Linked DNA regions of Homo sapiens: regions 1 and 2 are each linked to region 3. A link is a contact called in ENCODE Hi-C or POLR2A ChIA-PET data. All regions are on one chromosome and are shown on one strand. Each heading gives the region's core, a stretch centred on a gene start or an enhancer-like site at or near the end of the contact. The rest is flanking DNA. Distances are from core to core; before and after follow the strand shown.

Region 1 (3,254 bases), core at 398-2,897, 1.3 Mb after region 3:
AGTGCAGTGGTGGCATCATGGCTCATGGCAGCCTCGACTTCCCTGGCTCAAGTAATCCTCCCATCTTGGCCTCCCAAAGTGCTAGGATTACAGGTGTGAGCCGCCGTGCCTGGTGGAGAACACAGCTCTTAAGACACTGTGCAGTCGTTGGGTCAGGGAGATTTCCCAACAGGAGTCCTTCCTTCACTGTTCCCACACCAGCCCTCCCCACAGGGAGGAATGCGAATACCCACTGACGGAGAGGGAAACGGAGGCAGGCATGTGACAGCCCTCTAGCAGTTTGCAACTCAGAGACAGAAGAGACCACGTTTGAAGAGGGTCTCGCTGGCAGCCCTGAGCCCACCATGACGCTCACAATGCATTCAATGAACTGAAAATAACGTGTGTCCAAGTGACAGCCGGGTTCCCGGTGGCCAAGACCACAGCCGGTGGAGCATCTGGCAAGATTTTACTGCCAGGTGTGGGCGCGAGAGGGGCAACGTCCACAGCCTCCCCCGAACAGTGTCCACAGCCTCCCCCGAACAGTGTCCACTGCCTCCCGCGAACAGCCTGCCTCACTTTCTCCTGCCTCTCATTTTCCTAGGGAGCAGAGACGCTGGGGAGTTCCACTAAATAAACCGTCTCTTTTCCAGATCCCGGACTTGCTCCTCAAACAAAGCTGGGAGAAGGGGCTTCCCAGGCCCCTGCTTGTCTGGGAATGACCCCTGGAGGAGAGTCCTCTAAAGAATGCCTCGCAGCTGCCGCACCCCCTGCTGACAGCTGGAGGACAGGGGGCCTCTCAAGGGAAAGCCGAAGGGAGCTTAAAGAGACACAGGAAGCCTGCGCGACCCACCCACTGAGCCCCGAGGCTCCCGTGCTCAGCCGCAAAATGGGAAAAATACTTCCTGCTCCGTTAGCCTCCCAGGTTGTCACGAGCACCGCAGTGGAGACGTGGAAAGACCCCGGGTAGGAGGCGGGCACGCGGCTTCCCGGCCCACCCCGCCGCCCACCCGCCGGGCGCTTCTGGGCCAGCCCCGGGCGCTGGCGGGCCTCGCTCCCTTCCCTGGGTTCTGGAACCACGCTGCACTGAACTTTCCTCCAGGCCCGCACCACTCCGGCGGGGCAAGTTCTTTGCAAACTGTGAAGCGCCGCGCCGCCTTCGGCAGCGTTCCTGGCTCGGGGCGGCCCCTAGCCCGCGGACGGCTCAGGGGTCCCCTCCCCCGGCTCCAGGGCCTCCGGGTGGCCGGGAGGGCGCGGCCTTACCTGTTCCAGGTGGCGTTGGCGCAGGCCCGGCGCTGCTGCGTGCCCCGCTCGTCCGCGGCGGCGGCCGGCTCTCTCTTGCCCAGGTCACTGAGGCTGGGCGAACTCATGAACTTCAACCTGCGGAGAGTCCTCATGGTGACCCGGGCCGCCTGCGCCGCGCCCACGCGCGCCCCACGCCGCGCCCTGCGCCACGCCGCACCAAGGGCCCCGGGCCGGCGATGCGCCCTCTACGCGGAAACTCCGGCGAGAGCAGGAAGCCGAGCGGTCCTGCGGGGTCCCGCCCCGGCCCCGCGCCTCCGTCTCGGGTCCCGCGCCGGCCGCCCCGCCGGGTTAATCATTGCACGGAGAGGCTCAGCGTGGAGCGCCAGGCGCGCGGCCAGCACAGACCCGGCGCAAACGGAGGCCGGGGGCGGACCCGGGGGCGGGCCCAGGGGCGGGTCTCGGCGCCCCGGGGGGCGGGGCGGGGAAGGGGGCGGGGGCATCGCGGGCGGGGCGGGGCCTCAGGCGAGGGGGCGTGTGCAAGAGGCGGAGCCGGCGTCTCCGCGGCCGCAGCTGCCACGACGCCTCGCTGGGTCTGCCCTCTGAGGACGTGCTCACCCTCCTCCCCTCTTCCGAGGGCCCCACGTGCCCACAGGAAACCAACACGCACAGGACGCAGGGCCCAAGCCCAAGCGCCCGCCCCCCGCCCAGCACTGCGGTCGCGCCCACACGATGTCCTTCGACCCCGGCCCCGGAGGTCTCCCTCCACAGCCCTCCTCGCAAAGGCTGTGCCACAGAGGTGCCTCCGTACCCCTCACCTGAACACAGGCTCCCCCACCCAGTTCTCATGAGGACTTTGGGTAGAGGCCTTCAGTCCCCTCCAGGCACCTTGGCCCAAGAACCCACTCCACCCGGGCTCAGCCTAGACCCCCTTGGACAGGGACTTCAGCATTGCCTGGCTGCCTGGAGGATTTGCTGGAGTGAGGGCTTGAAGAAGTAGAGGGTTTGCTCCTTATCTCCCACCCCCAGGTCTCTTGGATGGTAAAACCAAGCAGTTTCCCAAGTCCCTGTGGTGGGGGCAGAGTGATCCCAGTGAAGGCAGGGCACAGCCGGTGCTTCCTGCCTGCTTCGCAGAGCACTTTTAGATGTCTGATTTCACATGAACTAACATGAACTACTTCCGTGAGGTAGAGATTATTCTTCTCCCCATTTTCCAGTTGAGGACATTGAGGCTCACAGAGTGAAATAACTTGCCCAACATTGTGCCAACATTGTGCAATCAACAAATGGTAGAGTTGGGCTTCACCACAGGGAGCGTCCAGCCCCTTGAACAGGGCCCTTCCCAGTCCCCAGCTTCTGGGATTCCCACAAGGCTCACCTGACCCCTCCATCAGATGGGGGGTGACAGCCACAGCTCCAGGAGCTGGGAGGGCCCCATATAAAATGTAAGAGAGAGGTGATGGCTCATGCCTGTAATCCCAGCACTTTGGGAGGCCGAGGTGGGAGGATCACCTGAGGTCAGGAGTTCAAGACCAGCCCGGCCAACATGGAGAAACCCCATCTCTATTAAAAATACAAAATTAGCTGGGCGTGGTGGTGCATGCCCGTAATCCCAGCTACTCAGGAGGCTGAGACAGGAGAATCGCTTGAACCTGGGAGGCAGAGGTTGCAGAGAGCTGAGATCTCGCCACTGCACTCCAGCCTGGGCAACAACAGCAAAACTCCGTCTCAAAAATCATCATCATCATAATAAAATAAAATAAAAAGTAAGAGAGCCTCATGAAGAGTCTTTGTTTAGTGCAAATCAACCAGTGTCTCCTGAGTACCTCCTGTGTTCCAGACATAAATACCATCGTCTTTGGGAGACAGAGACATAAACAGACAAACTTGCTCATCAGTAAAGCGGGATGGAACGGTTCATCTCACAGGCAGCTTGGGGCCCACAGGCAGCAACAGGTGCTTTATAAACTAACTGTCAAGTGCTGTACACGTTTTCTTTTCTTTTTGAGACAGAGTCTCACTTTTTGGCCCAG
Region 2 (3,139 bases), core at 441-2,940, 1.5 Mb after region 3:
GCACGGAGGAGCAAGTCAGGTCTTACATGGATGGCGGCAGGCAAAGAGAGAACTTGTGCAGGGAAACTTCCCTTTTTTTTTTTTTTAATTTTTTTTTGAGATGGACTTTTGCTCTGTTGCCCAGGCTGGAGTACAGTGGTGCAATGTCTGCTCACTGCAAGCTCCGCCTCCTGGGTTCACGCCATTCTCCTGGCTCAGCCTCCCAAGTAGCTGGGACTACAGGCGCCCACCACCACGCCTGGCTAATTTTTTGTATTTTTAGTAGAGACGGGGTTTCACCATGTTAGCCAGGATGGTCTCGATCTCCTGACCTCGTGATCCACCCGCCTTGGCCTCCCAAAGTGCTGGGAGTACAGACGTGAGCCATTGTGCCCGGCCGGAAACTTCCCTTTTTAAAACCATCAGATCTCTTGAGACTCACTCACTATCACAAGAAGAGTGCAGAAAAGACCTGCCCACATAATTCGATCACCTTCCACCAGGTTCCTCCCACGATGTGGGAATTGTGGGAGTTACGACTCAAGATGAGATTTGGGTGGAGACACAGCCAAACCATATCAGCCAGGTATCTTCACTCCTTGGTATTTACTCTGGGGAACCCAGCAGAGAAAAGGGTGGGGATTTATATACAAGTGTAGTTTATAAAACTTTAGCATGGTAAACAAGATAAGGATCTATCAAAAAGGGCATGGCTAAATACTTTGCGGTACAGGAGTTCCATGGACCACAGGCAATAACTGAAAATCATGCTTCTGAACTATCTTTAATAGGAAAATGCTCAAAATTCAATGTGCTGTTATGGTTACAAAATATTCATAAGGTAAAAAATATTTTGTAGAACATATCATAGAAAAATGACTGGATGGAAGTACAGAAATATTACTATCTCTACGTTACATATATATGTATTACTATTTGCTATCTTTAGGTGGAGGGAGTCTGAGTAGTATAAAGTTTTTTTTACTTCTCTTACATCAAGATTTGTTACATTAAATTTATATTCAAATCACAATAAGGGCCTGATGCAGTGGCTCACGCCTGTAATCCCAGAACTTTGGGAGGCCAAGGCAGGCGGATGCCCTGAGGTCAGGAGTTGGAGACTGGCCAGGCCAACAAGGTGAAACCCCGTCTCTACTAAAAATACAAAAATTAGCCGGGCATGGTAGCACGCGCCTGTAATCCCAGTTACTTGGGTGGCTGAGGCAGAAGAATCGCTTGAACCCGGGAGGCGGAGGTTGCAGTGACTCAGGATCGCGCCACTGCACTCCAGCCTAGGCGACAGAGCGAGACTCCGTCTCAAAAAAAAAAAAAAATAAGAAGAACAGTAAATCATCAAAAAAATAAACCCAATGACAACCACAGAAAGAGCCTTGCAAGCCCTCTTGGGAGGAATGACTGGGAGAACACCAGGTACCCGCCCTGATGAAGACGCCGCAGCAACTACAGTCTTCCCCGATTGGCAGCAGCCCGAGTTGGGGGGTGGGGGGGGGTGGGACTTTGTGCATCACTTCCGGGGGCGGGGCAGCGGTCGTCTCCGCACGCGCGGGAGCGGTCGGTATCCATGGCAACCAGCGGGGCCAGCCTAAGGCCCGCCCGCCACCGCCACCGCGCCGGCCCCGCCCGCACAAAGGCCGCGCGGTGACCCGCCCTCTGCCGCGACCCCGGCCCCGCCCCTGCCCCGGCCCCGGCCTGGCCCGGTCCCTGCACCTGCCGGAGGCCGCCCGCCGCCATCGCCAGCGCCGTCGCTTGGCTGCGCTGACCGGGAAGCAGTTCTCGGCGGTCCGCGCGGTGATTCATCGGCCTGGCCGCGTCCCCCGCGCGGGCCATCTTGGTCACGGCCGGCGGCGGACAGAGCCGCGGAGGAACCGCGAGACCCCAGGTACGCGTGCCCCCGGCCCCCTGCCCGGCCGGGCCCCGCCACTGTGGTGGCCCCCAGGCCCGCGGCCGCCAAGGAGCAGCCCCCTTTGTTCTCCCCCGGGCGGGCGCGGGGCGGGCGCCGCGGGGCTTTGTGCAGCCTCGCCACCCACGCGCGGGCCCTCCACGCCGCCCCTCACCCTCCTGCCCGCTAGTCGCAACTGAAACCTTGAAAACATCTTTTCTTAATCCTCCAGGGCCCAGAGCAGGTCCAGCCACCCGTCTGGCTCCGTAGTCCGCGAAGTCTGCAGTAAAGGAGCCGCGTGGGACCGGGGCCGAAGTCCCTAGGGCCTGGCACCGCGTGCCCCTCTCTCGGGCCCTCGGCTTGGGGGTCTCGCAGCGCCCTGCCGTCGTGCACCCCACACTGCCCCCATTTCTACAGGGGCCCACCTGGTCACCACACCCTCTTGGTCCACCCGCGGATCTCAGCGTGTGGCTGACCTCTGGCCAGCATGGTGCAGCCGCAGACGTCCAAAGCTGAAAGCCCAGCCTTGGCAGCGTCTCCGAATGCCCAGATGGATGACGTTATTGACACCCTGACCTCCCTGCGCCTCACCAACTCGGCGCTGAGGCGGGAGGCTTCCACCCTGCGGGCGGAGAAGGCCAATCTCACCAACATGCTGGAGAGCGTGATGGCAGAGCTGACCTTGTTACGCACCAGGGCGCGGATCCCGGGGGCTCTGCAGATCACCCCGCCCATCTCCTCAATTACTTCAAACGGGACTCGACCCATGACCACACCTCCAACCTCTCTGCCCGAGCCCTTTTCCGGGGACCCAGGCCGGTTGGCGGGGTTCCTGATGCAGATGGACAGATTCATGATCTTCCAGGCCTCCCGCTTCCCGGGTGAGGCCGAGCGTGTGGCCTTCCTTGTGTCTCGACTGACTGGGGAGGCGGAGAAGTGGGCTATCCCCCACATGCAACCTGACAGCCCCTTGCGCAACAACTATCAGGGGTTCCTGGCAGAGTTGCGGAGAACCTACAAGTCTCCGCTCCGGCATGCGCGGCGCGCCCAAATCAGGAAGACTTCTGCCTCTAATAGGGCTGTGCGAGAGAGGCAGATGCTCTGCCGCCAGCTGGCCTCTGCGGGCACGGGGCCTTGCCCAGTGCATCCAGCTTCCAACGGGACTAGTCCAGCGCCAGCCCTGCCTGCCCGAGCACGGAATCTTTAAGAATCCGCCAGCACTTGGTAGCGTCTGCAGCCACCCAGGTAGCATACGCTCTT
Region 3 (3,133 bases), core at 51-2,550:
TAAGATACAAATATTTTAACTGAAGATCATTGTATTTAGGGAAAATGTTCACCTTTAAGAGACAGGGGCTGGGCGTTGTGGCTCACGCCTGTAATCCCAGCACTTTGGGAGGCCGAGGCTGGTGGATCGCACGAGCCCAGGAATTCCAGACCAGCCTGGGCAACACGGCGAAACCCTGTCTATGCAAAATATACAAAAATTAGCCAAGCATGGGGGTGTGCACCTGTAACTCCCAGCTACTCCAGAGGCTGAGGTGGGAAGACTGCTCAAGCCCGGGAGGTCAAAGCTGCAGTGAGAGACCTTGTCTTAAATACAAACAGGCAGGAAGTCGTTATAAGCATAATACAATCCTGGATGTTGGAATCATCCCTGTCCAGCCTTGGCTCTGCCACGTGGGTGCTGAATGCTGCCTCAGGGACCCTGGTGCCCAGCTCCCACCTGCAGGGTGTTCTGAGGAGCCAGCACGCTGGGAGGGCCTAGCAGGAGATGTGGCATGAACCAGGTATTCGATAAATAAAAAGTGCCTTTGATTGTCACGTTTATCATTTGACATGTAGGCACAGGTGCAGTTTGATTATTTTTAATGTAAGTCTATTTTATCTCTTCCCGTTATAAAAGCAATACACACTGTGATAGACGGTTTGGAGAATTCAGGAAAGAAAAAGAAAAAGAAAAAAAATTCCTCCTAGGCCCTCTGCTCCAGAGCCTCCAGCCGTCACATGACAGTGTATTTCTTTACAATTACAGAAATAGATACGTGACTGTTACATTTTGAAACTTTTTCTTTTACCTTGACTTATTTTTAAATAGAAACACTAGTGAGGCCCCACAGAACTGAGCAGAACTAATGGCCCCCCATGTGGTGGAATAGTTCTGAGCTGGCCCCACTTTGGATGCAGCCTTCCCCGGCAAGTCTAAACCCAGTCTCTGTGGCTGCCTGTTCACAGGGACCGTGGACTGTGATGTTTACAGTACGAAAGCACTGGGAGAGAACGCTACATCACAAAGTGTCCTTAACCTGCTGCCGCCTCAGCTTTCCCATTTGTGACTTGGTTAAAAAAAATTTTTTTGACAGTTTTAAGCTCTTATTTTAATTTCCACAGGCTGTTGTAGAATCTGCTCAGCCAGGGAGGGGAAAGGAGTCGGCAATCAGGTCTCCTCCTGGGCACCTTTGTGAGGCCAGCTGGCGAGAGTGGGGGGTGACACTGAGGTCCCAGCAGCTCCAAATGCAGGCAGAGCCCTGTCCTCAGAGAAGGTCACAGCCTAGCCAAGCCCAGCCAGGTGGATGGGCCCACGGAACGCACAGGAACCTGGAACGGAGGTTGAAAGCAGGAAGCACAGTCTGTGACTCCCCAGCCCACTCTGCATTCGACCACTTGGGGCCCAGAAGCTTCAGGAAAGGTGCACAAGGTCACTGGGTCCCAGTACTCCCAACAGGAAGGTCTGGTCCAGGGACAGGGCTCTTCCCGACTCCCCTTAGCCACACGCACCAGAAGTTCTGCAGTGCCCAGTGGGCATAGCAGTCCCCAAGAATGACCCAGCACTGAAGCTGAGCCAAAGAACTTGGGGAGCGAGCCACACCCCCTCACTCCCTCTTCGCCTGCTCCAGACTTGCCAGGCGGTTGCTTTTCGTGGGAACCGGGATGTCCTCACCACCCTGTCCAGGGCCCAGCCCCATGTCCCTGGCCTGCTACAGCTGGAAAAAAAAAAGAGAGATGTTTGTTTTTATTTGTTTATAAAAAGAAAAGTGTTATATATATAACATATTATACCTCATGAATACATACAATTATTTGTCAATTAACAATAAAGAAAAATACAGCAAGCAAAAAAGACTCTCTTCCACAAAAATAGTGTTCATTACAGAAAAGTACAAAAAAAAAAAAAAAAAACTAAGAGGATATTTAGAATTAAGAAAAAACTAAGAGGGTATTTAGAATTAAAAAATAAAAAGAAAACAATTACCCATGAGGTAATTACTGAATGCATTTGGTTGAAAGTCCTTCTGCTATATTTTCCAAACTGTATGTGTATATATGTGCGCATGCATATATGTGTTTGTGTGTGTGTACACATATCTATATGAATGGACCATATCGTAAGTTATAAATGCATACATATATTCATGTATATATAATCATTAGATCATACTATAGGTTATTTTACAGTCTTTTTGTTGAATACGTTGTGAGCATTTTATGTCATTATTTTCTACAAGATTTGAAAAATAAAGTATAAATACCAGTTAATTTTTGAAATCAACCTTATTAAGGAATAAGTTCCATGCAGCAAAATCCCTTTCACCTCTACTGTTCGATGAGTTTTGACAATGTATGCAACCGTGACATGTATCACCACGATCAAGAAAGAAAACATCACCACAAAATGTTCCCTAGAGCCCCTTGCAGGCAGTCTCTGACTTCCTGGCAGCCAGCAATCTGAATCCAACCACCGTAGATCAGTTTCAATTTATTAAAAAAAAATTTTAACTCATGGAGTATGAACTCTTGCTCGGGATCCTGCTATCTATGTTGTTGAGTTTATCAATAGCCCATTCCTTTTTACTGCTACGTGATATTTTATCATATGCCTATTGACATTTGTTTACCCACTCACATACTGATGGACAATTGAATTGTTTGTGTTGTCTGTTTGTTTGTTTTTTGAGACAGGGTCTCACTGTCACCCAGGCTGGAGTGCAGTGGTGCAATCTCGGCTCACTGCAACCTCTGCCTCCCAGGCTCAAGTGATCCACCTCGGCCTCCCAAAGTGCTGAAATTACAGGCGTGAGCCACTGTGCCTGGCCTGTTTCTGATTTTTTAAAATGTTTGCTATTGTGACTAGAACTTTGTGAATGCCAATTAATTTTTACAGTGTTTTAATGAGCAATGTCACCCGCACGTGCTGTGAATGCCCACGCATGTGGGCACAGCCTGTGTGTTTCCTTCCTGGAGCACTTGAGATGGGGAAACCAAGAGATGGGGGGTGAAGAAAGGAGCCAGAGGCCACACAGCTGGTTAGGAACAGGCTAGGGGAACCCAGCCTCTAAATCCCAGTATTCCAGGACAACATGCTGCCATACTCTCACAACACTTGCCTGTATCAGAAATGCTTGTAATTTTCCCACACAGAG

Evidence for each region. Hi-C counts contacts between places; a loop is a spot of excess contacts on that map. ChIA-PET counts read pairs that join two places held with the same protein, here RNA polymerase II (POLR2A). Pooled maps may share reads with other maps.
Region 1: a loop to region 3 is called in a pooled map, with 10 times the contacts of the local background. The contact joins the promoter of PRR5-ARHGAP8 here to the enhancer-like site in region 3. A Hi-C loop is called at or near these places in 1 of 37 single-sample maps with no recorded cell type and 7 of 50 pooled maps. POLR2A ChIA-PET finds 5 or more read pairs at or near these places in 1 of 52 experiments (HCT116).
Region 2: a loop to region 3 is called in a map of naive thymus-derived CD4-positive, alpha-beta T cell, with 28 times the contacts of the local background. The contact joins the promoter of RTL6 here to the enhancer-like site in region 3. A Hi-C loop is called at or near these places in 1 of 168 maps with a recorded cell type or tissue (naive thymus-derived CD4-positive, alpha-beta T cell) and 5 of 50 pooled maps. POLR2A ChIA-PET finds 5 or more read pairs at or near these places in 2 of 52 experiments (H1 and activated T-cell).

Annotation. Positions count from the first base shown.
Region 1 is chr22:44,700,597-44,703,850 of GRCh38, reverse strand. It overlaps PRR5-ARHGAP8 (PRR5-ARHGAP8 readthrough), which reads right to left and starts at 1,647. Exons shown (of 15, transcript NM_181334.6): 1 at 1,243-1,647. The coding sequence starts at 1,376. PRR5 (proline rich 5) reads right to left here and starts at 1,647. Exons shown (of 8, transcript NM_181333.4): 1 at 1,243-1,647. The coding sequence starts at 1,376. RefSeq lists a silencer at 1,364-1,773.
Region 2 is chr22:44,496,784-44,499,922 of GRCh38, reverse strand. RTL6 (retrotransposon Gag like 6) reads left to right here and starts at 1,690. Exons shown (of 2, transcript NM_032287.3): 1 at 1,690-1,879; 2 at 2,112-3,139. The coding sequence starts at 2,367. The coding sequence ends at 3,086. RefSeq lists silencers at 1,480-1,539, 1,630-1,759 and an enhancer at 3,019-3,139.
Region 3 is chr22:46,039,023-46,042,155 of GRCh38, reverse strand. It overlaps LINC00899 (long intergenic non-protein coding RNA 899), which reads left to right. Exons shown (of 4, transcript NR_027036.1): 4 at 1,104-2,249. LOC124905136 (a long non-coding RNA gene) reads right to left here. Exons shown (of 2, transcript XR_007068137.1): 2 at 1,719-3,133. Among named protein-coding and RNA genes, the nearest start is that of LINC00899, 4.3 kb to the left of the region's middle. Within about 2 kb of position 1,300, at least 6 of the 41 ENCODE cell types and tissues checked have a DNase peak (open chromatin) inside an H3K27ac peak, as active enhancers do.